3 separate regions of the Mus musculus genome follow, and regions 1 and 3 are each linked to region 2. Evidence: chromatin loops called from intact Hi-C (ENCODE). Cell type or tissue: gastrocnemius. All regions are shown on one strand.

Region 1 (8,000 bases), 100 kb after region 2:
ATTTGCTCTCATTCTTCCTGGTAAATCCATTTATCCTATCCTGTAGCTGGTACATTCCTTCACCATTATCAGAACCAACTTCTTTGGGCTTCCATTGTAAACTGTAGACCAGCCACTGGGACATGTCCTTGAATAGCATATTGAGACCTACAAGCCTCTTCCTAACTCACACTTCCTGGCCACCATGAGGTGAGCATCTTTGCTCTACTTTTTTGTTTTGTTTTGTTTTGTTTTTTCAAGACAGGGTTTCTCTGTATAGCCCTGGCTGTCCTGGAACTCACTCTGTAGATCAGGCTGGCCTCAGACTCAGAAATCCGCCTGCCTCTGCCTCCCAAGTGCTGGGATTAAAGGCATGTGCCACCACACCCAACTTTTGCTCTACTTTTTACTCCTTGCTGTAACAGACTGCTTTTCCACACATCTAAAACAACAGAGCCAAATGACCATAACCTGAGGTCTGTGACATTGTAGGCCCAAATTAACCTTTTTTTCTATTAAGTTGATTTATTTAAGCATTTTGTCACAGTAATGGATAGCTGACTGACACAATGACACAACTATAAATATATATAACACGTATAATTGATACATGCATATGGCATAACAAAAATGCATACATTATTGATTATAGTATACAATTATGTATAATGTCACATTTGTGTCAAAAAGGGGACTGCCTATGTAACTGTGGTCTCGTAAGGTTTTTCCTTACAAAATGATGCTATAGTCACTCTATGATGTTCATCTAATGATAAAATTGCCTCACAATTCATTTCTCAGAATGCATTTCCATTCTGAGAACCAAGACCTCACTTTCACAGTCACAGAGTTGACAAACTTTTAGCAAATAAAAATACAGTAAAAACACAGGACCCTTTGGACAAACCCCAATAGAAATGGAAAGCTTCTGAGAGTTTCCCAACTTCCCCTTCTGGACACACAATGTTCTCAGATTGAGTGAATTGAGAGTCTCCGTAGTTACCTTTCAGTGTCTAACCAATAAGTCTAACTAACCTGTTGGGGAAGACTCAGGTAACCCGTAATATCTGTTAGGATTTTGCTGATAAAAGTAAGGAAACATTGGTTGAAAGGGGTATTTAAGTAGAGCCTGTGTTCTCCTGTTTTTACTACATGTCCTATATCATTTCATATATTGAAAGTTGCTGATTTGGTACTATTACTTGGTATTTAAAACTAATTGTCTCAGCCAGGCGGTGGTGGCGCACACCTTTAATCCCAGTATTCGGGAGGCAGAGGCAGGCGGATTTCTGAGTTTGAGGCCAGTCTGGTCTACAGAGTGAGTTCTAGGACAGCCAGGGCTATACAGAGAAACCCTGTCTTGGGGGGGGGGAAATTGCCTCATAAAAAATACTGCATAAAATATTTAAATATTAATTATTAGATTTGTTAAAATGCAAATCTGTTTCAGTAGAACTTTACTGAGTACTAAAATTTGCATCTCTTAATATGCTTCCAGAGGATGCCAACATGTTGGTTCTAATATGTACTTTGATAATGACCATCTAGGTCACAATCAACAGCTATCTTTATGGAGGTACCGCGGCCATTTCAAAATTCAGGATTGCTGGGATTTATGTTCACTAATATAAAATATATTTTAAACAACCTCATAGTGGACTTGAGAATCACTCACTAATGGATTTGAAATGCCCTCTCCTTTTTTCTCAGTTGGCTTATTTCCTGTTCTTGAAATCCCAGTGCAGGTCCTCCTGCTTGATGGTTTCATTTCCACTATTTGCAGCAAGCTCTTCATCGTGGACTAAACATTCTTGCACATATCCTATCTCTCCAGATTTTATTTCTGGGGATTTTGGTTGTGACCCTAGCTTTAACAGCTGAAGCATCACTCCAGCCCTAGATTTTACTTCTTGAAGGGAATTGTTTATATTCTTCTAATATCAGCTCCTAGCATAATTCTTGTTTTGTTGATTTTTAAGGCAAACACTGCAACCCCTTACAATGACATATATTATTTTTCAGAATCTCTCAATACAATTATTTTATGCTAGTAGTTTGGATTTTATTAGAACAAATGATGTCTTTAAAAAATAAAAGGAATACTTTGGATTTATTATGTCTTTTATCTTTGAGCCTCAAAACACTCTAAAACTATTTCTTCAATTACTGTACTGTCATGCTATAAATATTATATAATCCTTACAAGAGCAAAAGGCTGATGAGGAAGAGTTTTAATATACTTGGTCAAGTCACACCAAGAAGGTATTTGGCACAGTGTGGTGGTGCACACCTGGAATTCCAGCACTCAAGAGTTCAATTTCAGCCTGGCGTATATTATGTTCAAGGCTAGCCAAAGCCATAGAGGAGACCCTGTCTCAAAAACAGAGAAAGCAGAGTGGTCCATATACAAGACTTCAGTATTTCTCTGGCCTCAAGTAATGAGACCTGAAAGGCGCACATTTATAGAAGAAAGAAAGTGAAGGTGTTCATTTCTTTTTTCCTCTGTATTCCTACTTGTTCATGAATTTTATGATGTTTGTACATTCTTAAAATAGGGTTAAATGCTGACCCATCATCTGACAACCTTCTTATCTATTTTCCAGACATTATATTCTCTCTACCTCTATTCCGCGGCTACAACTGAACAAAAACAACTGCCAGCTGAGGTAACATAACAGACTGAAACCCGCATTCATTTCTCAGGAACGCTACTGCTCAGAAAATTCGGTTTGCCTTTCAGTTCCTTCTGTGTAAAGTGGGAAAGGAATATACATACAACCTACCACACAGGATGAATGAAATGACAAAAAACGACTCGTAAACTTTCAAGTACAAATAGATACCGTTGTTCCTTACGTCATTCCTTTTTTACCTTAAAGCAGGAGACCACCACTGCACAACATAAGTAAGAAGCGTCAGGGAACAGGTGGTGCTTTTTCTCTCCGAGGGAAGGGAAAGGCAACGGGTGTACAGAACTCGGGGAACCGGGGAAAACTACAACTCCCGTGAGGCGTCACGCGCGCCACTTTGGGCTCCCAAGCGAGACCAAGCCCTGAGGCGAAGAGGGTGGGGCCTGCGCGCGCCGGGGACTCTCCTAGTGAGTGCAGAGGCGGGCTGCTTGAGACGACGGGGACACCAGGTGGAGGCGCACGTGCGAGTGCGGGGCGGGTGATAAGGGAAAGACAGCTGAGGAACGGCATTAAAAAAACAAAGCCAGCTGTGCACTGTCGCCTCAGCGGACAGCAAACGCTGCAGCGGAGGTGCGGGGCGCGCGCTCCCGGGCTCGCGCCTCATGCCTCGGGCACTCGGACGGGCCGGGGCGGGCGGGGGCGGCGCGGGCGGCGCGGGGGCGGGGCCTAAGGCGGCGCGGGCGAAGGCGGCGACCCAGACATCTGGGACTGTTGTTGTTCTCTCGCCTCACGCCCGCCTCAGTCAGTTCGAGCTGAGATCCGGAGCTAGTCTGCTGGGAGGCGGCTGTCCTGTCTCCGCCCTCTCTCCGGGTTCGCTGGAGCTGCGGCAGGAGCTGGCGCGGACTGAACAGCTCGCGGTTGGTCTCCGATGCCCTTCGTCAAGGAGGGGGTTTCTGGACCCTGGTGAGCGCACCTAGAGCCCCCCTGACTCAGTGTCTTCGCCCGCCCCTCGGGCCCGCAAACCCGTGTGTCTACCATGGCTGAGAACGCAGATGATGACCTGAACTCTAACCTGCTCCACGCCCCCTACCTCACTGGGGACCCCCAGCTAGACACGGCCATCGGGCAGTGGCTGCGTTGGGACAAGGTGGGTACCTGGTCACCCCGGCATCTGTCCCCTCTTTCTGCTCACCCTCGCACAGTCCACCCTTTCCGGTACCCACCCAGGGCTCTGGAGGCTCCAGGGGAGATGGCTCCAGCCAGCGCAGGGCTAGTGGAGTTGGGCGATGCCTCTCACCTATGCAGGGGCTGCTTTCCCCGGCGGGCTGGGCTGGGCAGGGACGACTGCAGTCTCTTTCTTTTGTGGTAGGCTACACCGCAGTCCCGCTTCCTCCCTTGCTGCCCCTTCCCTTCCAGTGAGTATCATCTCTCATGGTCAAAATACTTCGTCCTCATTCTCATCGTTGTAAGTTATCCTCTGTGTACTATGCATCCATCACCTTTCCTCTTTCTCCTTTGACTTCCTTCTCTGCAGAACCAGAAAGTGGCTTCTGGTTCTTGAACGTTACTAACCACTCACTATGTTGCTCTGCTGTGTTTCCACCCTCTGTCACTAGGTAATCGCTGGCTAGGTATTCGCTAGTCTATTTCACTCTTATTTTCTGGTATCACCTTTTGCTATTAAATGTGACAAGGGTTCTCCTCTTATTTCATTCCTCTGCCGGCAGTTATTTATTGGAAGTATCCTGTTCAAAAAATTGTCATGGACATCTAGAATAGTCTAGTTGTACTGATAGAATTTGCACCATTCTCAAATCTTAAAAGGCAGATTCTGATCAGATATTTAGGAATTGCTTAGGAATTTCAGAATTGCTGATGCCATCGTTTCTTCTCTCTCCCTCCCCTTGTGCAGGTATATAGGGTGGGTTGGTGAAAGCTAGAATTAAAATGCATCCTTTTCACTTGTAAACGAGGCTCTTGGAGGCTTTTTCAGAGGGTGGGATGATAATCCCAGTGTTTGTTTTCTCAAGTGCATATGATACAGCTGCTAAAACAAAAAAGGCAGCACATTTAAAACTGAATTAAGGGGTTTGTATGGAGGTATGTGAGATTTTGTTATACAAAAGAACTACTTAATTAGCTTTCTGAAAAAGTTTATTTTCATTTTTTTCCAGGTATCTATGCATTTAAGAAGGGAAACAAAACAAAACAAACAAACAAAAAAACCCAACTAAATACTGAGTGTTCTAGGCCAGACAGGAAATGCTGGTGGTGAGAAAGATAGAAAGAGTTCTTGCCGTCAGCAAGCCTTTAGTTCGTAGATAAGGAAGTCCAACAAATAAGCAATTACAATAAAGTATTTGGTGTTACTGGGTCATATATTTCTCAGATGTTCTAATCCTTCTTCTAGAGTCTGAACCAATGTTTCTCAGACCCGAAAGTGCTAACAGATCATCTGGGAATCTTGAGGCATTTGTTGACCAGACAACTAGGGTGGGGCCTGACAGCCTTAGTGAGCTTCCAGGTGATTGATACCAGTTCTGCTGATTTGTGCACCACACTAAAAATAATGACACTCTTTTCTCTTTCAGTATCAGTTTTGTCCGTGTTTTTCCTAATAAATATCCCAGTTGAGTGAATTAATACTTTATTGTCTACTGCCAATATATACTGAAATATTTAAGAACTGTAAAATGCATATAAAAATAATGCTCCAACAGTTATAGTAGCAATAAACAAGGTTGCAGTCATTCAGTGCTTATGGGAGTTCAGAAGTGAGAGTTATCATGAAGTGGGTTCAAGAAGACTTTATGAGAACATGGAATATACATGAAAAGAAATATACATGGAAAGCCTACATGAGAGAGAAGATAAAATAAATGTAGACCTCAATGAGCATAAGAGGATAAAACAATGGCTCCCAAATATAATATAGGGAACAAGTAATAAGTGCCTTAACAGAAAAACAGATTTAAGTAATTTTATTAATTATATATTGCTGGTCTCTTTCTTAATGGGAGATAGTGCTTTTATTTGAGAAACAAAGGTTTATCTACTGTAGATTGATATTTAAGTAAGCTAGGCTAAGTCCAAGGCCACTAGAATTTAGAGTAAAAAATGAAATTTAAGTTTTCATTATATGTTGACTGTACTTACAGTCTTCTAATGCAGAGAGTCTGAGCTCAATCTCTGATTAATACCAATCAAGGAATCCGATAGTGCTGCTGATTCTTGAAGATTGATGAAACATGTGATAAGCTATAAATTGGTCTCAGGGCAATTTGCTATTTTCCGTAGTCAGGAACATTACTAATTTTAGCTTTGGTGACTTGGTGTACATTGAAAAGTCTTCATGAAAAAAAAAGATATTATTCTTGTTGAACTTTCTCATTTAATTAACATTCAGATTTGCTAAGATGGAGAGGGAAGACTGAGAGTCAGAAAGATGGAAAATTGAATGTGTGTAGTTAGCACATTTGTGTCTGTCGGAGCTTAGGGTACATAGAAATCTTTGGAAAGGTATGTGAAGACCAGATTGTTGAAGAGCAGTAGTATATCATTAGTGGCCTTCAGCAATTAAGAGTATATGTAAGTGCTAAAAAGAAAATAGTGCAAGGACGTAGACCCGGCATAGTTACTCTTGCCTACAATCTCAAAGGTGGGAAACTGATACAGTCAGAGCAGTTAGAGTTTGAGGCCAGCCTGGGCTACATAACGAGTTCCATGCCAGCCTGAATAGCGTGAGACTTTTGTTTTTTATATTTTGTTTTTCTAATCAGATTTACTGTGGGTAGGGTACTCTTGTGTAGCTGCTGTAGGCCAACTTTCTATCAGCAGACTTACCAGACTTGGATGGATACAACCTCCTACTAGCATCCAGGCTTTTATTTAGTAGATTCGCTTCCCTAGTTTCAAAATGAGTCAGTCAACTCAAGGTCATAGAAACTGATGACTGATTTAAGAATACTGTTTTGTTAACTTGTGGCTTATGATCCAGATGCAGTAGATTTATTTCTAAATCAGGCATTTGGTAGATATACCATAGGAAAAGCCAAATAATCCAAAGATTTTTGGTGATTATAAAGTCAAACCACAGAGAGTAAAACATACAACATTTAACAGCATCAGCTTGTAACAAGTAAATGCATCCATCTCTGTGTGGGGCCATGCTATTACTCTAACCCCATAAGTCCAGGGGTCAAGGAGTTCCTCCTATCAGCTGTGCACAGAGAACTCCATTACCAATGTGTTCTCTTCCGCCCTAGGGTAAGGCTCATACCTCCATCCTATTTCTTTCATTCAGGGCTTTCACACATTGTTAAGTTACAGACAAGCAGTCCTGGCAAAAAAACTGGGTTCTTTAACATCACAACTGTCTTTTGATTCTGTTCCAATGTGAATTTTAATTCTCTGTAAGAAATTTATATCTAGGATATAAAACACTGGTAAAGTATGGGTGGGTGGACAGGGAAGGGAGACTGAGACACAGGGCAGAACTGCTTTGCTGACTGTAACAGCAACAACAAATATCCTGTATGTTGACAACAATATGGAGGCAGGAATTTGCCATGGCAATTTAAGAAATAAGAACATTCTGGTCTCAGAATGTAGATCTATATTAAGAAAGAGTAGAATATGAAATTGAAGATAGGTTAGACTTAAAAAGAGCTTGGAAAAGTAAATAAAAGATGTCAATCTAAGCCAGTGATTTTCAGGTGTTTAACAACAGAACATTTTTCAACAAATTAACCAGAACGAAAGGCTGTGAATTAATTCTTCAAGCCTATTTTATTATATAGTAAGAATCTGAGCCTGGGTAATGTATAAAGAAAGGAGGTTTATTTAGCTCAGTTTGTATAAGATCAGGTAGCCACATTGGTTTGGCTTGAGTTACAGCCTTATGGCATATGTAAAAGGGATTACACAGTGAGGCAGGAAGCCCGAGAGCAGGGAGGAGTGAGCCTTGCTGTTTAAATGTTCTCTCCTGTTACCTCCTCTCCTCTCTTCTATAAATTACAGCTTACTCTTGTTAGAACTCATCCACAAACTCCCTAGGAAGTGCCTTTGGCAGTGACCCAGTTACCCCACACTAGGACTCAACTCTTAAAAGCTTCTACTACCTTAATACCTCAGACTGAAGACCAAGTCTTTGGTATGGGAAGCCTTGAGGTACAGGCCACATTTAAACTGTAGTGCTTTTTAAAATTTGATAGTTGTATAGTTATTCTTTTGAAAAATTAAATTAAAATGTTTAATTTAATCATACAGATTAACTTGATCTGTGTAAATAAAGTCCTTAGAACAATAACTTGCAGACATAGAAGTCCCAACTGACCATTCTAGTTAAGAAGGTGTTGGCAGAAAACATATTGTATTTACAAAACAGAGAAA
Region 2 (8,000 bases):
GAAAGGCACTTGCTACCACACCCTTAAGAACCTGGGTTTGGCCGGGCGGTGGTGGCACACGCCTTTAATCCCAGCATTTAGGAGGCTGAGGCAGGAGGATTTCTGAGTTCAAGGCCAGCCTGGTCTACAGAGTGAGTTCCCAGGACAGCCAAGGTTATACAGAGAAACCATGTCTCGAAAAACAAACAAACAAAAAGAGCCTGGGTTTGATTTGTTGGATTCGTACGGTGGAATGAGAGAACTGGTCCTCTGACATCCATAATTGTGACATAGCACAATTATGTGTGTGTGTGTGTGTGTGCGCGCGCGCACGCGCATGACACTAAACATAATAAGAAAAGTCTTAAGAGTCTACAAAGCCAAGCCAAAGATTATTTAGCTCAAACTCCTTGTCTTACTTAAAAGCTCTCTGACCCTCTTGTCTTTAAGAAGCTACCTAAAACTATCCTAAAATTTATCTAAAACCTAGCATTACTTGAAAGCACATAACCCAGGAACTTCTCAGTAAATTTGCAACTATTCAAATGTTAAGAGGAACAGGTGGTGTGGGAATCAAAAAAAAAAAAAAAGAGAGAGAGAAAAATGGATAAATGTAGTATGGGGTAATTTCAAGAACTAGGGGCATCGAGCCTCCATCCTTCCCTGACCCGGTATGTCTGTTGTTTCTTCCAAAGCTAAACGATGCACTCCCAATAAGAGGACTAATAAAGATTGGTCAGAGGCAGAGTGGCAGACAGAGGCAGAGGGGAAAGAGACAGACCTGGGATTCAAGAATTTATCTATCCAGCCCTAATGGCCCTTGACGCGTTTATACACGTCATTTGACCCTTGGCTAAATCCCACTTCTAGGGATAACACAAAAGCCTGGAGGACCCGGGAGGTGTGAGTCGGTGTACCAAACTGTGTCCATGGGCTCACAGCAGCAAAGGTCCATCACACCCAAGTCTCTTCATTTTTACGCTAGCCCGAGGAGGTGGGTCAAGCTGCTTTCAATATTTAAATTTCCAGGAAGAGGAAACTGTCTCTGGTGGGTAAAGCACCAGGCAGTCGCCTATGAAAGTCGGCCAGTCTCAACTGTCTTGAGGGGCCACCACCCGACAGAGCAGGGAAAGGAAGCCTCACGAACCCCGCTGGCTTCCCAGGCTCCACGCCCCCGGACCTCACAATCCCGCCCAAGGCCCCGGGGCTTGGGCGCGCGCCAGAAGCTCTGCCCGCAGGGCGTGTCTCCCTACGCGGGTTTCGCGGTGACCAGTGGCCACCTCAGCCGGTCCCCGAGAAGCCACAGGCACCGGGGGTCGCGACCCCTCGCCGACCGGGCAGGCCCAGTCCCCCGCACACCCGCCTCGCACGGCCCCGCCTTCCCCACCCCCGTGGTCCTAGCTCCTCACGATCTTGTTCTGGTCCGTGACGAACTCGTCTATGTTTTCTAGATACAGCTGTTCCGCCATGGTGGTGCGGCTTCGAGCCCCGCGCTCAACCCGCCCCAGCCGTAGCTCCCGCCGGCGGGAAACAGCTTCGCTCACTCTCGGGTCACAGGTCGTCTCCCAGGGCAACCAAGGCGCCGCGCTACGGCGGCGGGTGAGGGCCAAACTAGTGAGAGGCCAGCCAGGGCTGATGTAGGGGGAAGTTGGAGCGAGACCGACCGGAAGTGAGGCGCGAGCCCGTGGTTGTCGGTGTGCACCTGAGAACGTTGCGATTTCTCTGCTACCACAAGTAGACTGACTCATAACCTTATATTTCACCGCTGGGGGCGGGGGAGTGCTGTGGCCAAGAGTACACATGGAGCCTACATTGTAAAGGAGAGGGAGGAGGGGGAAGAGGGGGAGGAGGGGTGGCTTAAAAGAGTTGGTGTCAGGCGTGGTGGTGCAAAAGCAAGCAGATCTTTGTGAGCTGAAGACCACCCTGTTCTACCCATGGAGCTCCAACCTAGCCAGAGCTACCAAGTAAGAGTCACTAGATTAGGGACATGATCTTTGGGTCAACCAGGAGTTTCCCGGAAGATGTGAAAAGACTGGGGAAAAGAGCAGACGAGAAATCAAATCATTCTATTTGGCTGGAGTTATAAGTGAGACGATACACATAAAACCTTCAAGCTGTGCTCACCACGATCACACTAATAATAGCTGGTAACTGTGTTGTTACACGACAAACATATTGAGCAAGTGCTTTGAAAATGAAATTTCATTTAGTCTCATAGAAACCCAGCAAATGCATTGTGTGGTTTTCATAGAGAATCATAACAGATGCCTGTAAATAAACCCAAGATCATGTCAAAGAGATTACAGTTGTGTCTACAAATACACTGAAAGGTTTTAGGGTCAAAAACAAATCAGAGAAGAGTATCCCTTGGAATTTTCCCTCCCACGAATTAAGAGATGAAGAAAGTCTTTTAGTTTCATGTATATTCCCCAGATATATCACAATTACTTACTTACTGAGTAACTAGCATGTGGTGGGCATCTCTAGCAGTGACCCTAATCCTCAAGTAGTCTTGTTAGATTTTATTATCCCTTTATACACACACACACATACAAAAGATGAGGTCCCATCATTTCAAACCACCTTCATGTTGTTCATGGGAAGAGTGACTAGGAAACAACTGCAAGGACTTTGAGACAGGGTTTGTGTAAACAAAAACTATTTTAAGTATGATCTTGGGGCCAATGAGATAGCTCAGTGGGTAAAGTGCTTGCAGCACAGACCTGATGACCTGAGTTCAGTCCCAGGGAGCCACATAAAGATGGCAGGAGAGAACTGATTCCTTGGAGTCATCCTTTGGTCTCCACACACCATGGTACATGCAGGCCCATGTATATGCACAAAATAATTAATAAATAAAAATTCAAACTTACTGTATTCATAATGTCAGAACACCCACGTGTAATAGACTCTCAGCAAATGAATTTTGCTTGAAGTTTGGTTACAATGAAGGCATTGAGAGCTAAGTGAAAATACTGCTGAGAAAGAAGTAGAGCTCTGATGTGCCCACTGTGACTTACCATCACTGAATGGGCAGGGGCCATGTTAGACTTTGTATTTAAATATTCTCGTGTAATCTCGTCAACAATCTAGGATGTAAATATTACCTGTATACTAATATATAGATGTCAGATAACTTGAGTCTTTATCTCAGTTTTATAGAAACTGTCCAGAGTTAGGTAGTTTGCTCCAAGCCACATACATAGCAAGTATGTTTCCGTCCAGGTATGCTAAAATAATCGCCCACCGTCTCAAAGCTGGGCTTGCTTTGGTGGTAGCATTGGGCTGCCTTTTGTTCTCATCTTGGTTTTTTTGAGGTTTGGGTTTTTTCTTGTCTTCCAACTGTTTAACTTTTTACAGATCTATGTGATTTTTTACAGTTAGAGAAAACAGGAAAGGTGAAGCACCAAGCAATGGAAAATCAGTCCATTGTCTTATTCCAGATATCAGAAGGGCTTTCCATATTTTGAGACATGAAATGCAAATGAAGCTAACACACTTTTGCCTACACACACACACACACACACACACACACACACACACACACATGACTTTAGAGCAAGCAGAATTTTCACTCCCTCTGCCTTGAGGATAAAGCTTGATATCAGTGTGTCCTGCTGGGACACATCAATGTTGTCTAGAAGCCAGCACCAGCAATCAGCCCGACAGCCAAAGATGGCCAAACAAAACTTACGCATGTCAGTGTCACACGACACCAGCAGTGGGAGCCAGAGGACCAAGACTCGGCCTAAGGTTGTCATCAGCTGCAGAAGGCCAGCCTTCCCTTTCTCTTCCCCATCATCTCCACCATGGCAGCAGTGAGCACTGTGATTCTGTCAGGGACCAGAGTGGGAATAGATAGTGTTGGACAGGTTGAGGAACACGCTACCTACATGTAGTCGAGATCCCCAAACCCAGTTATCAGCAAGGGGGCAGGCCTTTGATAGGAAGGTTAACCCCACCCTGGGATCCAGGACTCAGACACAGGCCTTATTGATACAGATGTGACAGATGGATATTAATGAATTCGATACCTGTTGCCTATATACCAGGTCTTATATGACCTTATAGGAACACAACGTGGTCTTCATCGTAGAATTTACAGTCTGAGGTTACAATTGAAGGTTATGGTGCCAAAGGAGGTGACTAAACACAATTAAAAACAGAAAATAAGGAGATAACTTTGAACTTGGGTATCTGGGGCTAGATACCATGTCTTTTCACTGTAGGCAAAATATGTAAGAAATAAACCCAGAATATTGTCTTAGTATGCCTTAACAGCAGATAACAAGCCCACAGTTCCTTTTTGTCAAAAAGGTTCTTCTAGGGCTTGGAAGAAGGACCAGCAGTTAAGAGCACTGCCTTTTCCAGAAGACCTGGGTTAGAGTTTCAGCACCCTCATGGTGGTTCACAACTGGCTATAATTCCAGTTCCAGGTATTCTGATGCCCTCTTGTGGCCACTGTTGGCACTGCACAGAGGTGGTATACAGGCACACAAGCAGGCAAAGTATAAACACACACACACACACACACACACACACACACCCGCCTACAGCCTCTTTTAAAAAGTCCTTCTATGACAGTATGTGTTACACTTTGTATAAGCAATGTTGTGGCGTGTAAAGCCAGCAAAGCCAGGTCACATCAACTTCTGGACTGGAATCCAAAGGACAGTACGATAAGCCTCCAGGTACTTATTGTGAAAAACACATCAGTGTGTCAATGTAAAATCTGTTATCAAGCATAAGTGTGGAGAACACACAGTTGCTGGTTCTCTCTCACCTGCACCACCCCTCCTGTCTCTGATTTCACCCACGCCTGGGTCCAGTAGGCCATGTACCTCTTTTTTTTAAAAGATTTTGTTGTATTCTTTTTTGTTATTGTTTGCTTGCTTGTTTGTTTGTTTGTTTTGATATAGTGTCTTGCTGTGTAGCCTTGGCTGGTCTGGAACTCCCTATGTAGACCAGGCTGTTCTTGAACTCACAGAGCTCTATCTGGCTCTGCCTTCAAAGGCAAGGACTGGAGATATCTACCACTACACCCAGTTCTTATTTTACCTTTAATTGTATGTATATGTGTGTGTGTGTGTGTGTGTGTGTGTGTGTGTGTGTGTGTGTGTGTGTGTGTGCATGCACATGTGTACAGGTACCCACAGAGACCAGAACAGGACACCAGATCCCCTGAAGCTGGAGTTACTGGCAATAAGTTCTGGGACCCAATCTCAGTCCTCTGAGCCATCTCTCCAACCCCTCCCATGTGTATTTTAAATAATTAATTCAATCATTTATGAAGAAAAAAAAAACAGCCAGAAGCCTCCCTCCATTCCACTCTTGGATCTGCTTAAAATATTTTCCTTTGTTTCTTTCACTGGAGGGGAAGGGGGCGTGGCTTGGAGAGTGCTTTGGAAAAGACCACATTGTAAGAGAAAATAAGCAGGAATCCCCATTTGGACATGTCCAGCAGGCTCCGGACCATGCCTGTCCTCAGATACAGGCTTGGGTCAGTAACCTGACAGTTAGTTATACAGGGTAACAGGCAATGTGGAGGACTGAGGACAGACCAAAGCGCAGGGAAGACCAGCAGTTAAGGGACAGTGAAGAAAACCCCGAGAAAGGGAAGTAACAGGGTGGAAGATCCCTGGGGCTCTCACAAAAGAAGTGAGTTTGAATCCCCAAAAGTACCAGTGCCCCTTCTGGTGTCACTGTGGAAGGTCTGAGAGGAACAGGATGGGTTTGGTAATTAGAAGGCCACTGGGGACATCAGCCAAGGAGTGGGGCTGGACTGCTAGGGCTCTGTGAGGTGAAAGGTGAGGAAAATCAAGAAGACTTGGAGATGCCTCTGGCCAGTTAGCCAGGTGGAAATGAGCTGGGAGGGCCTGTGGAGGGTTATAGGGTTCCTAGCACATCTGCACCTCCCCTAGAGGAAATGCAGCGGGTGTCTCTAATTAGCAACTGTCTTTGACTGACTGGTTTTGTATCAGCTTGACCCAACCTAGAGTCAACTGAGAGGAAGGAACCTCAGTTGACAAAATGCCTCCATAAGATGCAGCTGTAAGGCCTTTTCTAAATTACTGATCATTAAGGGAGAGCAAGCTGATGAAACCATAGAAGCAAGCCAGTAAGCAGCACCCTCCATGGCCTTTGCATCAGCTCCTGCCTCCAGGTTTCAGCCCTTCTTGAGACCCTGTCCTGATTTCCGTCAATGATCTGCAAGCGTAAACCAAATAAACCATTTTCTCCCCAACTTGCTTTTTGGTCATGGTGTTTCCTCACAGCAATAGAAACCCTGACTAAGACAATCATGATAAGCATTCTGGGGGCACCTCCATGTAAGGCTGGGGTACCCAACTATTTGACATCATAATACATTTTCATCTGAAGAGTCCATGCTTGAAAAACAGTGTGGTCTAATTACAAGAAACACACAGAGAAAATCTCAATTTCCCTCTCTCTCTCCCTCCCTCCCTCTTCCCTCTTCTCTCTCTCTCTCTCTCTCACACACACACACACCAACAACAACAACAACAACAATAGCAACACTAACATCAACACCAAACCCCGCCTACTATTTTAAGTACGTTCATGATTTTGTGTATTGTGGCTGTCCTTGGTCCCCATGCTCAGTGGAGGGGTCTCAGTCAGAGCCTCCAGCTACAGGAACGAAAGGCTGAATCTGCAAGAGCGTTCAGCAGACTTGGTTCCCAGGGACTGGGCTATCCTCAAAAGGCCTTTTCATTCCAACCCCAGCCCCCACTTAGCCATAGCCCTGGGGTGGGCCCTTAGCAAATATTTGTTGACAGATAACTGAATGATGGAAGGGTGAGGTTGAATTGCGTATTGTTGGGCTCTATAATCCCTTTTGTTGAACTATAGAATATCGTTTGTGGAAGGCGTTGTTTCCTTGTCCTTCCACCACTGAAATTCTTTTATGGTCTTTTATCAGAGTGACCATTATTGATAAGCTGCCTCGGGAAATCCAGCTCATTTGAAGGGCCTGGTGATCAGATAGGCAGGAAGATGCATGGCCAAAGGGAGCACAGTTGGGACCAAATCCAGGTCCTAAGCTGGCTTGAGTTCTTCAAGGCACACTGATGCTAGAGACCCCAGAGGATTGTCTCAAACATCCCTTACACACACGCACACCCTTTGCATGACACTGTGAGGGCTGGAGACAGCTCAAAGGTTAACAGCAGATACTGCTCTTACAGAGGACCTAGATTTGGTTCCCAGCACCCACATCAAATGGCTCAGAACCAACTGCAACTCCAACCCCAAGGGATACAGTGCCCTCTTCTGGCCTTTATGGATATCTGCACTCACATGCATATTCCTGCACACAGACACATACATAAACATGTAATTTAAATTTTTTCTAAAGAAAGAAATATACTATATACTTTAGGCTGACTAGTTGAAATGTCTTACCTTTCCATAGTTTCTTCTAAGTCTGGAGCAAAAGAAATAGAATCAGAGGTCAGCCTTCCTATACTGACCCTGATGGTCTTCCTTCCACTGTCCCCCCAGGGCACTTCCCTCACAGCCTTAGATCTCCTTGCAGCTGCTGTGATTCATCCTCTTTATCATCTGTGTTCTTCTTTAAGTTGTGGTCTTCTTAAGAAAACCCATGCTCACCGTCTTCTTCTCTAGCTGTGTCCCCATCTCTCCTGCCCTATCCTGGCCCATCTCAGCACCAGTTTCAAGATGACCCTATGTTCCCTGCTGGTCCCTCTGTGGTTCCTAATGGCTCTGAGGATAAAGTCTCCATTTCTTAGCAGAGAAGAAGAGGTTCTGGGTTTTCTAGATCTTGTCCTGTCTCCATCTCTCTCTTCAGCAATGTGAGACTGCCATAGGCTTTGATTATGTCCCCACAGAACATAGTATCATAGACAGTACTAATTGCTTCTCAGGAGGTTCTCTCTCTCTCTCCTCTCTCTCTCTCTTCTCTCTCTCTCTCCCTCTCTCTCTCTCTCTCTCTCTCTCTCTCTCTCTTTCTCTCTCTCCACTAAATTTTTTAAGTATCC
Region 3 (8,000 bases), 140 kb before region 2:
GCCGCCATAGTGCCTCAACTGGAACAGCTCCTAAATTGTCCTAAACTAATCTTAAAACTCTGCATCCACTCCAGCAAGCCTCTCTCTGCACTTCCTTCAGGCTGATGACCCCAGTTTTGCTCTGCTGGGCTGATGGACTGTGACACAAGGTAAGACCATTCAGACTGAGTCTAGGTGGAAACAAGGCTGTGTCTCTTTGCAAAGCCAGGAACTCCTTCACACCCGCCCACAAAGACTTCACACCATCTAGCACAAGAAAAAAAAAACCCACCCCTTAGACCTCCTTAAGACTGCTCCACTCTTTGGGCTGCTAATTTGTCTCCTTTTTTGTTTCTTCCCTTTGGTTTCAGAAAAGGTTCTCAAGATGCCAATCATTGTACCCATCACTTTGATGCTGTCATCCGTTTGACCCTTCCAGGCTCTGTATGAATCTCCTTGACACTCTGTTTCTGCCTCTTCAAGGTTACAATCTAGTAGGCAAAATTATGCACCCATAATTATAACAAAAGAATTGTGGCAAAGCTAGAAGCAGTCTAATGAGACACACACACACACACACACACACACACACACACACACACAGTCTCCTGGTAGCAGAGAGCATAGGCAGAGTCCTAGGGAAGTCTCACAGACTTTGAATTCTGCTCTAACAGTGAGTTCACGCAATAGACAGGAAGGAAGGAAAGAACTGAGGCTCCAAGGCAACAAAGCTCGGCTGTGTGTGTGTGTGTGTGTGTGTGTGTGTCTGTGTGTGTGTCTGTGTGTGTGTCTGTGTGTCTCTGTGTGTGCCTGTGTGTGTCTCTGTGTGTGTCTGTGTGTCTGTGTGGCAGAGATGGAGGGTTAAGGGATGGTGTTCAGACTAAGCAATTCAATGTGGGAAGAAGGAACATAGGGCTGGAAATAAGCCTAGAAAATTGGGGGGAAATGAACTAGGTCCCCCAAGCCTGAGGAACTGAGCTTAACCCTCAAGCCCCAGGTGGTAGAAGACGGACTCCAAGTTGTCTGATCCTCATAGGCAAGGCTGGCATTCACAGGGGTCACCCCCTCCCTCTCTTCCTTTCTCCCTCTCTACCTCTCCCTACCCCAAAAATGTAAAACTAAAAGGCTGTCTTAATGGAGCTGGAGAGATGGCTCAGTGGTTAAAAGCATTCCAGAAGACCTAGGTTCAATTCCCAGCACCGACATGAGCAGCTTACAAAATGCCTGCAATTCCAGTTTCTGACAGCAAGGCCCTCTTCTGGCCTCCGAAGGCACCAGGCACACTTGAAGTACACAGATAAACATGCAGACAGCACATACATAACCATAAACAGTTTAAAATTAATTAAAAAGAAAAAGTGGTTAAAAAACAAAACTAGAATTTACAGAGCAAATACTACATGGCAGGCACCACATTAAGCAGTAACGGCTTATTTATCTCATTCCAGCCCGTCAGCCTTGCACAATGGGCATGTTTGCCTGTTTATTTATAGAAGAAAGCAATCAAGATCTTTGGGAGCAATCAAAAGATTTGGACTAAAGGATCTTTGCACATGAATTTTATAGGAATAATTCTCAAACCTGTAGTTATGAATATGGGGTAAAAACAGTATCTTCTCCCCACCCATATGGAGCTGAGAGATCACTACAGTACGCCTTACTCAGCACTGATACAGACTGAGAATTCAGCCACAAGAAGGAAGGCTGGGGATGATGACACAGGGCAGCTTCAGGTACAAGGCTTGATGCATCCTATGTTATGAAATCAATTTCATGGAATAACATCCAATAGTTAATACCGTTACCATTCAGTGAGTTTCAAAATACAACACATAAAAAAAAATCTATTACGAAGAAAGCACAAGAGGAACACTCCTCCATTGCAAGCTGGTACAACCACTCTGGAAATCAGTCTTGCGGTTCCTCAGAAAACTGGAAATAGTACTAACTGAGGACCCAGCTATTCCACTCCTGGGCATTTACCCAGAAGATGCTCCAGCACATAACAAGGACACATGTTCCTCTATATTCATAGCAGCCTTATTTATAGTAGCCAGAAGCTGGAAACACCCAGATGTCCCTCAGCAAAGGAATGGATACAGAAAATGTGATACATTTACATAATGGAGTACTACTCAGCTATTAAAAACAATGACTTCGTGAAATTCACTGGCAAATGGATGGAACTAGAAAATACCATCCTGAGTGAGGTAAAATCATCCCACTCACAAAAGAACACACACAGTATGCACTCACTGATAAGTGGATATTAGGCAAAAAGCTCAGAATACCCACAATACAATTCACAGACCACATGAAGCTCAAAAAGAAGGAAGAGCAAAGTGTGGGTGCTTCAATCCTACTTAGAAGGGGGAGCAAAATACTCTCAGGAGGTAGAGGGTGGGCAAGAGGAACTTGAGAGAAAGAGAGGAGGGGGAGGGGGAGAAGGGGGCAGGATCAGGTATGGGAGAAGACAGGGGAGAAGTACAGAGGACCAGGAAATTGAAGAGAGGTGTTCAATGGGGCATGGGAAACTGGGGTAGCCACCGGAAAGTCCCAAAAGCCAGAAAAGCAAGAGACTCCCAGGACCCAGTGGGGGTGACATTAGCTGAAATACCCAACAAAGGGGAGAGAGAACCTGTTGAAATCATATCCAGAGGTTAAGCACAGCCCCCAATTGAGAGATGGGGGTCACCCACCCATCTCCAAAATTTTAACTCAGAATTGCTCCTGTCTAAAGGAAATACAGGGACAAAGAGTAGAGCAGAGATTGAAGGAAATGCCATCCAGAGACTGCCCTACCTGGAGATCCATCCCATGTACAGCCACCAAAATCCAGACACTATTGCTGATGCCAAGAAGTGCTTGCTGACAGGAGCATGATATAGCTGAGCCTGAGAGGCTCTGCCAGAGCCTAACCAATAGGGATGCGGATGCTTGCAGCCAACCATCAGAGTAAGCACAGGGTCCCCAATGAAGGAGTTAGGGGGAGAACTGTAGGAGCTGAAGGGGATTGCAACCCTATAGGAAGAACAACAATATCAACCAACCAGACTCCCCCTCCCCAACCCCCATAGCTCCCAGGGACTAAACCATCAACCAAAGAGTACACATGGAGGGACCCATGGCTCCAGCTGCTTATGTAGCAGAGGATGTCCTCATCTAGCATCAGTGGGAGGGGGAGGCCCTTGGTCCTGTGAAGGCTTGATGCCTTAGTGTAGGGGAATGCTAGGGCAGTGAGGAGGGAGTAGGTGGGTGGGTAGGGGAACACCCTCATAGAAGCAGCGGGAGGGGATGGGGGGGTTGCAGAGGGGAAACAGGGAAAGAGGTAAGATTTGAAATGTAAATAAATAAAATATCCAATTAAAAATACATTAAAATAAAATAAAGAAACAAGAATGCTTGTAGTGAGCAGTTAGTTATCTCTGGCAGGGCAGCATTAGGGAGGCAGAGGCAGTTGGATCTTTGAGTTTGAGTCCAGCCTGATCTGCAGTTTAAGTTCTAGGATAGCCAAGGCTGTTACATAGAGAAGTCCTGTCAAAAAGAGGGGGGGGGGGAGAGAGAAAGGAAGAAAGATTTCCTATGTATATACTGTAAATCCACTTGATTATACGTGCAGCGGGGCCCACTCTCTCTACCTCCTTCAAAGTCTGCCACCCCCACAGTCTTTCTCCCTGACTCTGAGACTTCTCTACTCTCCTGTCCCCTAGACCCTGACTAGAAATTCTAAGTAATCACTTTCGCTTTCCTCCCCTCCCCTCTCCCAACCCTCATTTTAAGATAAAGTCTCACACTGTAGCCCAGACTGGCCTAGAATTTGCACCAGTCCTCCTATCTCCAGCCTCAGAGTGTTGGGACACACCAAGCTTGATTTATTACAGAATTTCTTTAATGAGTGAAAAAAATTATATTATATATAGTTACTGTTTATAAGGGGGCAGAGGTGGCTTTAAACGTATGTCGTGTTTATGATAGAAAATATAAGAGAAAAATCAGCAAATAGCTCTACCCAACCCCATTTCACAGTAAGACATTTAGAGACAGATTTCTCTCTTGCGAGGGCTTGTCATATTATAGTTCAGACCTGCTTTATTCTCACAGAGCCTGACTCCTAGCAACCTCAACAAAGAAATCTTACTAGCTTCACTTTGCCTAGACCAAGTCCCCAAAAGGAAGTGGCCATAGTCCTATTCGAGGACAAGTGTGAGACACAGTGAAGCCATATTTTGTCATAAATGAACAGGTAAGAGGATAAAGTGAGCAGAATGAAGAATTTGCCTCAGAAGAAAATGTCTCTAGTTTGGGAAGAAACTGATGCTTGATGGGTCAGTTAAAGGCCGAGAGCAGAGTGACAAGTGATAAAATTTCTTTGTCTATTCTAGAATGGTCATTGGGTGATGGCTCTTCGTTCACAATCTGTTTGCTGGTCTCAGCTCTACTCTCCCATCCATGGGAACAGCCAGCTAGTTTTCCCGGGCCTCCCAGACTGTGATGTCACCAAGTGACCACCAGGGGGCAAACAGAGCCTGCACTGCCTCTTCCAAACAGTTCCTGGGAAGCCAAAGTCACTCAGAGCTCTGCTGGCATTTGAAATCATCAGAGGTTTCTAACCAAACCCCTTTGTTAAAAAGAAGAAAGCTAAGGTTTAAGGAGGGGAAGGACTCGGTCAAAGCTCTTTAGTGAATCATGTGAACTAGAAACCAATGCTTCTGACAACTCCAGCTCTACCATGTTCTTTCTGTCTCACTGCACTTCTGTTGACACAGGGTCTCACCACACAGCCCTTGCCAGCTTGGAACTCACTATGTAGACCAACTGGTGTCTAACTCACAGTGCCATCATTCCTAGCTAACACTTCTTTCATGTTTTCTACGTAACATGACTGATTTCCAGACTACGTTATAAGAGCAGGAGGCTGGGGAGCGTGTTTTGACCAACAGTATCTCCAGCACTTTCACTGCTGTCTTGCAGACTGCCTGTGCTGTATGCAATTTGAAGGATTCCTTAACAGTGGTGCAGATAAAACCATGTGGAGGTGCAAAGAAGGAAGCCACTACTAGGTGGGCACAGAACTGGATCCAAAGGAAGGATCTGAACTCAACCAAGAAAAAGGGAATTCCAAATGGAAGGGACAGGAGAGGAAGCCAGCACTTAGAGGCACAAAACTCCCTGCACAGGATGGAAAAGACAGATTCTGAGGAGCTGCCACATGTGTATCAGATTAGGGGGGAGAAGTAGAGAAGTTTGGGGTCAGCCGGTGACACGGCCATGTAATCTCAGGACTCAGGAGGTAGAGGAAGGAGGACTGCAAATTCAAGGACAGCCTAGGCACAGAACAAAGTCAATGCCAAGGAGATCCTGAAGGAAGGAAGAGGAGGAGAGGATGGGGGAAGACAGGATGAAAGGAAAAGGAAGGGAAGAGGGGATAGAGGGAAGGAGAAAAGGGGAGAAAGGAGGGAGGGAGCAAGGGTGGGTGGGAAGGGAGGAGGGAGGGAGGAAGGGAGAGGAAGGGAGGGGAGCAGGGGTGGGTGGGAGGTGAGGAGGGTTGGAAGCAGAGGAGAGAGGGGGAGGAGGGAGGGAGAACTCTTCCATCAGCTGTAGAGTTGCTGCTGTTCACGAATTCACTCAAGGAGCCACTGGACATGTTAGCAGAAGCAGGGGTGAGGGTGGGGTTGGAGAGATAGCTCAGTGGTTAAGAGCACTTGTTGCTCTTCCAGAAGACCGGGGTTCGATTTCTGGCACCTACATCAGGCAGCTTACAGCCACCTCAACTCTAGCTTCAGAGATCTAATCCCCTCTTCTGGTCTCTGAGGTCACTGCACACACAAACAGGACACAATTATGTTGGCACACACACATGCACAGAAGTAAAACTAAAACTGAAACTAGCTGGACATGATGGCATGCTCCTTCAATGGGTGCATTCAGGAGGTGGAACCAGGCAGCTCCCTGTGAGTTAGAGGTCAGCCTGGTCTACCTAGCCAGCCCCGGGACAACCAAGGCTACATGAAGACTCTGTCTCAAATAAAAGAAGCAGTGGCAGAGGTACTGGTGACAGTATTATACAATCAGATGTCTAGAATTTGGAGCCTTGAGTCTAAGCTTCCGGGTCCGTGTGAGTCAGATGCTGCCGGTGCGCATGCGTGCTAGCCTCCACAATTCCTCCTGTAACTCACTTTTCTCGGCACAGCGCCTCCTCGTGCATGAGGACTATTTGAAGATTCCTGAACTCACTGGGCTGTTCTCTAAGCACGGCTTGGTAAGTAGCAACCCCACTGAGTTCAAGCAACACAGTTCGAGAAGGGCCTGGACTGCCTGCACGCAGGGAATACTTAGTTTTTATGACCGGAAGCAGTGGTGTGTGCAGGTGAGCAGACCAAGCCAATTTTCTACACTAAACTACAAAAAAGGTTGTCCTAGGGATGAGGTGCAGTGAGCCCACCCATCAAGCCGAGGGAAACCTGGCTGTTATGGCGGCTGTTACAAAGTCTGGGAGAAGATATGAGAGAGGCAGCTGGATGAATGCTTTATCTTTTTTTTTAATCCACTCTTTAAGACTTTCATATGTGTATACAATTCATTTTGATCCTATCAAACCCCCCACTCTTCCTCCAACTTTTCCCAGACTCCCTTAGCCCCACCCCCATACCAACTTCATGTCTTCCTTCGTTAGCCTAACACAGCGGTTCTTAACCTGTAACAGATATCCTACATATCAGATATTTACATTATGATTCATAACAAAGGGTCGCAGCACCAGGAAGGTTGGGAACCTGGCTTACAAGTCTAGTCAGTGCGTGCACACAGAAGAACATGGAAGAATGTGCAGCCATTGGTGAGAGCATTGATGAAAGGGGCCTAGGATCCATCCTTTGTTTTATTAAGAAAACAATAAAACCCCAAGGTTATGCCGTCCCATCCACACACACCCCTAAGGTCCAGCTCATCCTGGAGTGTTCAAGATCATGGAAGTATTGGTGTAGGCGTTTTCTTACTTTATTGGGTTCTTCTGTCTCCACCTCCTTTCTAACCCTTATTCCACCCTAATCCCTTCCAACCCCCAACACTAGATAGGAGAAAAGAAGGTTAGAGGGGAAAATGGGTGTGGCCCTCTATAGGCGACTTCCTGCTGATTCAAGTCATCAGATTCCTTGGGGCAAGTCCAGTCTTTGTTATCAGGATGTCCAGCAACAGCCAACACACAGACCATCTCAGGACTCCACCTCCCCCCCCCCCCCCCCCGAGCACAAGACAATCTAAGTTAACAGCTGTGGACAAACTGGAGCAGCCCCATATCCCACACCTGGGATTAGAACGAAGACATTCACATAACTGGGTTTTTTAAAGAAACCACAATTCCCACTACATGATAGAGACAGATCATGTGTAAGACTTAGGTCAACTACTACTATGATTTTGTTAAATGGACTTAGCATCAAACTGCCCTTTAAAATCCTAGCTCTCTATCTATAGACTAGCAAGACTCTCAGACCGCATCGGAGAAGTTTCTTTTGTGTGGTGGATGGTGCTGAACACAGAAACTCACAACTGGTTACAATACAGAGAAGTAGTTGCGGAGTGTTCAGCTATAAACGGGACATCTGTATCCTTCCCTCTCCCCAATGCTCAGGGGCCACCACGGAATGGGGGTGGGGTGGAAAGATTGCAGGAGCCTGAGGTCAGGGAGGACCAGAGTGAAACAGTGTTTTCTGAACACAAGACCAGGGCACTCATGAACTCAGCTGCTGTGGCTGCCCGCACAACGTCCGCACAGCCAAGAGTCAGAGTGCGAAAGGGTTGGTGAGCCCAACGGAGGAGCTGAGAGCCCTTGATGGCATCTGGAGGGGGAAGGCAGTTTTTTAAAGGATGTAGCTTCCAGAAGGGGGACTGTGCTGCAGTGGATGTCCTATACTCAAATAAGGGACAGCGAAAGTTAGAATAGATGAGTTATTTAATTAAGAAAGAGAACATAAGGCTGGGATAGTGTGGGACATGGGGGGTTATCTGGGAGGAGTTAAGAG

Evidence for each region. Peaks named below come from ENCODE experiments on the same cell type or tissue, not always from the same donor. Only the 100,000 strongest peaks of a DNase experiment are listed, where the experiment ranks them.
Region 1: it touches region 2 in a loop (2.4-fold over the local background); 14 of 42 quality-filtered maps call a loop at or near these places.
Region 3: a loop joins it to region 2, with 12 times the contacts of the local background. A loop is called at or near these places in 3 of 42 quality-filtered maps.

Annotation. Positions count from the first base shown.
Region 1 is chr7:100,224,279-100,232,278 of GRCm38, forward strand. It overlaps Pgm2l1 (phosphoglucomutase 2-like 1), which reads left to right and starts at 3,329. Exons shown (of 14, transcript NM_027629.3): 1 at 3,329-3,756. The coding sequence starts at 3,646. It overlaps Gm34877 (a long non-coding RNA gene), which reads right to left and starts at 3,127. Exons shown (of 3, transcript XR_869834.3): 1 at 2,852-3,127. In gastrocnemius, no CTCF peak of the experiment used is centred here; DNase peaks (open chromatin) are centred at 3,050 and 3,314; H3K4me3 peaks cover 2,265 bases; H3K27ac peaks cover 1,742 bases.
Region 2 is chr7:100,119,976-100,127,975 of GRCm38, forward strand. It overlaps Pold3 (polymerase (DNA-directed), delta 3, accessory subunit), which reads right to left and starts at 1,525. Exons shown (of 12, transcript NM_133692.2): 1 at 1,389-1,525. The coding sequence starts at 1,448. In gastrocnemius, CTCF peaks have their summits at 3,710 and 4,433 (motif pointing left); DNase peaks (open chromatin) are centred at 1,260, 1,576, 3,719 and 4,449; H3K4me3 peaks cover 1,866 bases; H3K27ac peaks cover 1,565 bases.
Region 3 is chr7:99,984,446-99,992,445 of GRCm38, forward strand. No RefSeq gene overlaps it. Among named protein-coding and RNA genes, the nearest start is that of Rnf169, 8.0 kb to the left of the region's middle. In gastrocnemius, no CTCF peak of the experiment used is centred here; DNase peaks (open chromatin) are centred at 4,479 and 6,155.